Regions from separate parts of the Homo sapiens genome. Here region 1 is linked to region 2. A link is a contact called in ENCODE Hi-C or POLR2A ChIA-PET data. All regions are on one chromosome and are shown on one strand. Each heading gives the region's core, a stretch centred on a gene start or an enhancer-like site at or near the end of the contact. The rest is flanking DNA. Distances are from core to core; before and after follow the strand shown. Region 1 has its middle 12 kb from the start of SNORA69. Region 2 has its middle 25 kb from the start of SLC25A5-AS1.

Region 1 (3,623 bases), core at 652-3,151, 280 kb before region 2:
GCTTGGCCTTCCTCTCCCTCTCCTTACATGGCATCTCATCCTACAGGGCCGCTTTATGTGGCTTGGCCTTCTCACGGCATGATGGTCTTGGGTAGATGACTGCTTATGTGATGACTGGCCTGATCATGTGTTCCAAGAGACAGGAACTGGAAGCTGCCAGTCTCTTAAGACCTGGGCCCTAAAACTGGCACCGGGACCAGCTTCCTGGGGGTGGTCGTGCAGTTGCACAGGGCTCTGTGCTTAGCTTGATGCTCTGATTTTGCTATCTTGAAATCCCTTTTTTTTTTTTTTCTGAGATGGAGCCTTGTTGTGTTGCCCAGGCTGGAGAGCTATGGCGTGATCTCGGCTCACTGCAACCTCCACCTCCTGGGTTCAAGCGATTCTCCTGCCTCAGCCTCCCGAGTAGCCGGGATTACAGATGCATACCACCATGTCCGGCTAATTTTGTGTACTTTTAGTAGAGACAGGGTTTCAACATGTTGGCCAGACTGGTCTCAAACTCCTGACCTCAAGTGATCCACCGGCCTCGGCCTCCCAAAGTGCTGGGATTACAAGCGTGAGCCACCACGCCCAGTCTTTCTTGAAATTCTTAATTTCTTAAAAGGGGTCTCACATTTTCAGTTTGGGCTCCACAAATTACGTAGCTGGTCCCACCCAGACTGGGTTATCCCTTTTCCTGTATTTTTTTGGTCTAAGCAGTTCCAGAACCCATCCAGATTCAAGGGAAAGTGTGATAGAGGCCACCTCTCAATGGGAAGAGTATCAAAGGACTTATGGTCATCTTTAATCCATCACAGCATGGTATGGGAAAGGAGAAAGAGCACTGGTATCAAGAAATCTGAGGCTTAGTCCCAGTTTTACAGCTACAACTAGCCTGCCACTAACAAGCCACCACAGCTTTGGGGACCTGTTTTCTTCCATTTGAAATGAGGAAATTGGACTTGATCGCTAACCTCTAAAATCATGAACCTATAATGCCACATTTGTAACTGTCTAATGTACATCTAACATGGTGTTCATTAGAAAAACTGTTTCCAGGCCGGGCATGGTGGCTCAGGCCTGTAATCCCAGCACTTTGGGAGACTGAGGCGGGTGGATCGCTTGAGGTCAGGAGTTGGAGACCAGCCTGGTCAACATGGTGAAACCCCATCTCTGCTAAAATTATAAAACTTAGCCAGGCATGGTGGCAGGCACCTGTAATCCCAGCTACTTGGGAGGCTGAGGCAGGAGAATCGCTTCAACCCAGGAAATAGAGGTTGCAGTAAGCTGAGATCGCGCCACCGCACTCCAGCCTGGTGACAAAGTGAAACTCTGTTTCAAAAAATGAAAGAAAAAAGAAAAATTGTTTCCACGGGGCTCTCCAAAGGAAGAAGGGCATGGGAACTGAAGGCAAATGAATACAAAAAACACAACTATTAGTTAAATCAGAAAGCCTGTGGATCTAAATTCAAGGTCAGCTGCCTCCAACTCCCACTTGTTCATTCTCAAACACCCGTTTCAGACTATGAGGCAGATACATAGTGTTGTATCTGTGCTGGGTGCTGAGCTGCAGCAGTGAACCACAACCACAGGCCCACATCTTCTTGGACTCCCAGCCTACATGGAGGCAGATGACAGTGCCGACACAGCTCCTAGTGCAGAGTGCTGCGGCAAGGAAGGCACTAGGGTCTTGGGAACCTGTACCGAACACGGGAGGGACTGAGGAAGAGCAAACTGAGCCCTGGAGGCCCACGAGGAGCTAGGTTTTGCGGCTGAGGCTGCCGGGTGGAACGTTCATGTCCTATGCAGAGGAAACAGACTGTGAAAAGGCCCAGTCAAGAGAAAGCTGGGAGATCGGGAACTGAAAGTTACTGCATGGCAGGAGTGTAGAAAGGGGATGTATTCGTGGGTGAAGAAAGAGGATGCGAACAGGAAGTAGTGAATAGGAATGAGGCTGGAGAGGTAAGCAGACGCCAGATCACGAGGAGCCTCTAAGTCTTAAGTGAGAGCTTCAATTCTATCCTGAGGCCAAGAGAAACATTAAAGAGTTCAAAAGTAGACAGTGGCCTATCAGGTTTGGGTTTAAGAAATCATCGAGGTTAGTAGGCTGGGCGTGGTGGATCATGCCAGTAATCCCAGCACTTTGGGAGGCTGAGGCAGGCAGATCACCTGAGGTCAGGAGTTCAAGACCAGCCTGGCCAATATGGTGAAACCCCGTCTCTACTAAAAACACAAAAATTAGCTGGGCTTGGTGGCACATGCCCGTAATCCCAGCTATTCAGGAGGCTGAGGCAAGAGAATCACTTGAACCTAGGAAGCGGAGGTTGCAGTGAGCTAAGATCCTGCCACTGCACTGCAGCCTGGGTGACAGAGCAATACTCTGTCTCAAAAAAAAAAAAAGAAAAAAAAAAGGAAAGGAAAGAAAGAAAAAGAAAAGAAAAAACAGAATGTGTTTAACTTCCTGCAACCAAACCTGTGAACTCACCTGTATGTGCGCCCTCTTTTTCCTCCTGCACTCCTGTTATAATAATAACAGCTACCATTTATGCAATGTTCCTATGTGCAAGACACAATGGTAAGCATATTACATGCATTATCTCCTTTAATGATCAGCCCAAATTTATGAGGCAGGTACTCATAATTCCTTTTTTTTCCCCCTTGAGACGGAGTCTCACTCTGTCACCCAGGCTGGAGTGCAGTGGTGCGATCTCGGCTCACTGTAACCTCTGCCTCCTGGGTTCAAGCAATTCTCTGCCTCAGCCTCCCGAGTAGCTGGGATTACAGGCACCTGCCACCATGCCTGGCTAATTTTTGTATTTTTAGTAGAGACGGGGTTTCACCATCTTGGCCAGGCTGGTCTTGAACTCCTGACCTTGTGATCCACCCGCCTTGGCTTCCCAAAGTGCTGGGATTACAGGCATGAGCCACCAGTCCTGGCCAATTCCATTGTATTATAGTCAAGGAAAGTAAGACTCAGGGAGAGTGAGTGACTTACCCAGGGTCTCACAGCTAGAAGGTGGTAGAACTAAGCTCTAATCAGACTGTCTGACTCCAGAGTCTCCTCCTCTGTGAGACAAATTCCTAGTCCTATGCTCTGCCTTATCCCTTCCCACCTCTTGGGAGCTTTGATCCATTGACTATTCGTGTTGACTCCTCTGTCTTCCTACTTCTCCTTTTCTTTTGAGTCCTTTGTGTCATTACACAAACAAGCTGTGCCTCCCAAGCCAAAATAAAACCCCTCTCCTGGCCGGGCACGGTGACTCATGCCTATAATCCCAGCACTTTGGGAGGCCGAGGCAGGCAAATCACGAGGTCAGGAGTTTGAGACCAGCCTGGCCAACATGGTGAAACCCCGTCTCTACTAAAAATACAAAAATTAGCTGGGCATGGTGGTAGGCGCCTGTAATCCCAGCTACTCGGGAGGCTGAGGCAGGAGAATCGCTTGAACCCGGGAGGGGGAGGTTGCAGTGAGCCGAGATCACGCCACTGCACTCCAGCCTGGGTGACAGTGCGAGACTCTGTCTCAAAAAAAAAAAAAGAAAAGAAAAAAACCCTCCAGTAACCCCACAGCTACCTCCAGTTCTCTCTTGATTTGCTTATCCACGTATCCAACTGTCTATTGGATCTCTTCACCTCGATGTCAT
Region 2 (3,528 bases), core at 321-2,820:
TGACAGTCTCTGACTCCTCCTATGGAATCCCTCATAGGAGCCCCTGGCCGGGCTAGATCCCTAGGATAGGTGAGCTGACTTTGGAAGTCTTTCTGGTGCAATGTCACTTGGAAGTCAAGCTGTTTGTGTTGGGATAATGTAGAAAGAAGAAGCCTGAAGAGAAGGCCTAGGAGGGGCTGGGCTGACAATCCAGCCCTTTGAAGAGCAGGGGCTACCTCTGTGGTCTAGGGCACAGCCTGCCAATCTGGCAGGATGACCTCAGATGATGGCCGAGACAACAGCTGGATTCCGGATTGTTGTCTTGCCCTGCAACCCTGGGGCCCCCGTACCCTCAGGCCCATTGCCACAGCAGCACATGCTTCTTTGTGGAGGCTGAGACCTTTGATCAGCTCAGTAGCCACAGCAACTCTTCCTAAAAGGCACTGGCTTGGGAAGCTCTCCTGTGGACTCTTACCAGCCCTCTAGAGGCAGAGTGGGGGCCCCAAGAACAGCATCAGGAAAAAGTCAATGTAGTAAGAACTTTAGATGACACAATCTTGCCTCTATACAGGAATTTTAGCCTAGATACAGGCTATTTTTTAGTTTTTCCTTTCTGTGTAAGAAATGCACCATACAACACAACATTTAGCTTTTTCCCAATAGGAAAAAAAATGCACCAAAGGGCCCAAGATCGGTAAGTGAAAACCTTGAAACTTACAGCCAGGGAATAGAGGGACATGCATCGAACACGGGAACCACTGACATGGACGTTTTTCTTTTTGTTTAAAAAGCATGTATAGGCGGGGTGCAGTGGCTCACGCCTGTAATCCCAGCAATTTAGGGGGCCAAGACAGGTAGATCACCTGAGGTCAGGAGTTTGAGGTCAGCTTGGCCAACATGGTGAAACCCTGTGCCTACTAAAAATGCAAAAATTAGCTGGGCATGGTGGTGGGCACCTGTAGTCCCAGCTACTTGGGGGGTGAGGCAGGAGAATTGCTTGAACCCAGGAGGTAGAGGTTGCAGTGAGCCGAGATCGCGCCATTGCACTCCACCCTGGGCCACAGAGTGAGACTCCGTCTCAAAAATAAAATAAAATAAAAACAATAAATAAATAAATAGCATGTATATTGCACTTACCACATGCCCAGGCACCGTTCTAAATGCATTGCAATCTGTTAACTCACTGAATCCTCATAACAAGTCTTTTAAAGTAGGTACAGTTATCCCCATTTTACGGTGGAAGAAATGGAAGCAGACAGAGGTTAAATAACTTGTCCAAAGTTGTAACCACCCAGTGGGTTCACCTTGCTCACTGCCTAGATAGAGACGATTTATCAAGACAGGGGAATTGCAATGGAGAGTTCGGCCTATGCCCAGGAATGAACAAGGACAGCTTAAAGGTTAGAAGCAAGATGGAATCGGTTAGGTCTGTTTTCTTTCACTATCATAACTTCCTCAGTTATAATTTTGCAAAGGTGGTTTCAAAGTCACACAGGCGATAAATGGCAGAGTCAGGATTCCAGCCCAGGCAGCCTCTGTTTGCTTCGGCACTCTGCCCTGCTGCCTCCTTGAGTTTACAAGCCTCGTGATCATAGAACAGGACAGGGAGTGGCCCTCTTACTCCTCCCTTTTTCTTTCTTCCTTAGGTTCTTTTATATGGATCAAGTGCAGGAGTCCAGCCTGTCCCCTAGCCACATCAGGGAGAAAAAAAATGTGTGTGTGTGTGTGTGTGTGAGAGAGAGAGAGAGAGAGAGAATATGAGAGAATATGAAGGTGGCACTGCTGTCTGGATGCTTCTGGAAAACCCAGCTCTGTCAAGGACTGAGGAATACTGCAGTGGAAACTCCTGCATTTTATTTCCTGAGCCAGAATTCTGAGATGAGTATGCTTAGAGACTCCCCTAAGATGAGCAGCATCAAAGTCTCTTTAACCCTTGCCTCAGGGAACAGTCACCTAACAAAGAGGAGCTGGGGCTAAGCTTCTGTTTTACACTGAACAGAGCAGGGAAGAAAATTCATGCATCAGGGTGCTCTTTAGAGTTCTATTGTGAAGGAGAATAACTTGTTTATATTAGGCAAGGCCCCAGTAGCTTCTTTGTAAATTTCAGTCTGGAGAAAATAAAGCCAGAGCTGCAAGTCCAAACAGGTAAAAAAAAAAAAAAAAAAATTTTTTTTTTTTTTTTGAGACGGAGTCTCACACTCTTGCCTGGGCTGGAGTGCAATGGCGCAATCTCAGCTCACTGTAACCTCTGCCTCCCAGCTTCAAGCGATTCTCCTTGCCTCAGCCTCTCAAGTAGCTGGGATTACAGGCACCCGCCACAACGCCCAGCTAATTTTTTTTGTAATTTTAGTAGAGACGAGGTTTCACCATGTTGGCCAGGCTAGTCTCGAACTCCTGACCTCGTGATCCGCCTGCCTCGGCCTCCCAAAGTGCTGGGATTAGAGGCATGAGCCACCGCGCTTGGCCCCAGGTAAAATTTTGATAAGCTCATGAAAATTTCAACTAGAGAGTTCAGGCACCCATGGCTGGGATGAGGGCAACAAATCTGGAGCAACAAACATGCAACCAACAAGCTTTTTTTGACAGCATACTTTTGTTTGGCACTCCTCTACGCACTGGGATACAAATATGAGTAAGAATGCTACCACCTAAAATAATAGATGCCTGGATAGGCATAGCTTATCTCTGGAAGGTAACACCAGAATGTGGTCATGGAGATTACCTGTGGGTGGCGAGGGAACAGGGGTGGGAGGGAAACTAACTTGTTACTGTAAACCCTTTATACCTTGTCAATTTGGTATCCGAGGATATATTACCAATATATTACCCATTCAAAAGATAAATGTGGTATCAGGGAGACACAAATACGTAAATGTGTAAATAGAGAAGTAAATAGCAGCATCAGCTCACAAAAGCATGTTCACAGTGCTAGAGTTATTGACAACAATGGAGGAACCATGATATAAAGACTGAATTTACTAGCCCAGGCATGATGGCTCACGCCTGTAATCCCAGCACTTTGGAGGCCCAGGCCGGCAGATCGCCTGAGGTCAGGAGTTCGAGACCAGCCTGGCCAACATGGAGAAACCCTGTCTCTACTAAAAATACAAAAATTAGCCGGCCGTGGTAGCTCATGCCTGTAATTCCAGCTACTTGAGGGGCTGAGGTGGGAGGATCACTTGAGCCTGGGCTATCGAGGCTGCAGTGAGTTGAGATTGTGCCACTGCACTCCAGCCTGGGAGACAGGAGTGAGACCCTGTCAAAAAAAAAAAAAGACCAAATTTACCAATTTGGTTTCCTGGCTTAGGACAGAATTGAGGCTTCAGCCATGATAGTGACGTCTAAGAAGTCCCTCTACCTCTAGCCAGAGGTCCTGGCTAGAAGAAAAAAAAAAAAGTATGTTTTCTTGTCTTTTTCCAAACACATCACAAGAGCAATATATAACCTGACAAGAATGCAGGGGCAGGTAAGACCTGCCTAAGGCTGAAGGAGTTTTGTCCTTCCATAGGCATTGGCCTCCTCCTCCCCTCACAGACAAAGGTGACTGTG

Evidence for each region. Hi-C counts contacts between places; a loop is a spot of excess contacts on that map. ChIA-PET counts read pairs that join two places held with the same protein, here RNA polymerase II (POLR2A). Pooled maps may share reads with other maps.
Region 1: a loop to region 2 is called in a map of GM12878, with 2.7 times the contacts of the local background. The contact joins two enhancer-like sites. A Hi-C loop is called at or near these places in 1 of 168 maps with a recorded cell type or tissue (GM12878), 1 of 37 single-sample maps with no recorded cell type and 6 of 50 pooled maps. POLR2A ChIA-PET finds 5 or more read pairs at or near these places in 3 of 52 experiments (GM12878, activated CD4-positive, alpha-beta T cell and activated T-cell).

The regions. Positions count from the first base shown.
Region 1 is chrX:119,773,954-119,777,576 of GRCh38, reverse strand. No RefSeq gene overlaps it. Among named protein-coding and RNA genes, the nearest start is that of SNORA69, 12 kb to the left of the region's middle. Within about 2 kb of position 1,901, at least 2 of the 41 ENCODE cell types and tissues checked have a DNase peak (open chromatin) inside an H3K27ac peak, as active enhancers do.
Region 2 is chrX:119,492,738-119,496,265 of GRCh38, reverse strand. No RefSeq gene overlaps it. Among named protein-coding and RNA genes, the nearest start is that of SLC25A5-AS1, 25 kb to the right of the region's middle. Within about 2 kb of position 1,570, at least 5 of the 41 ENCODE cell types and tissues checked have a DNase peak (open chromatin) inside an H3K27ac peak, as active enhancers do.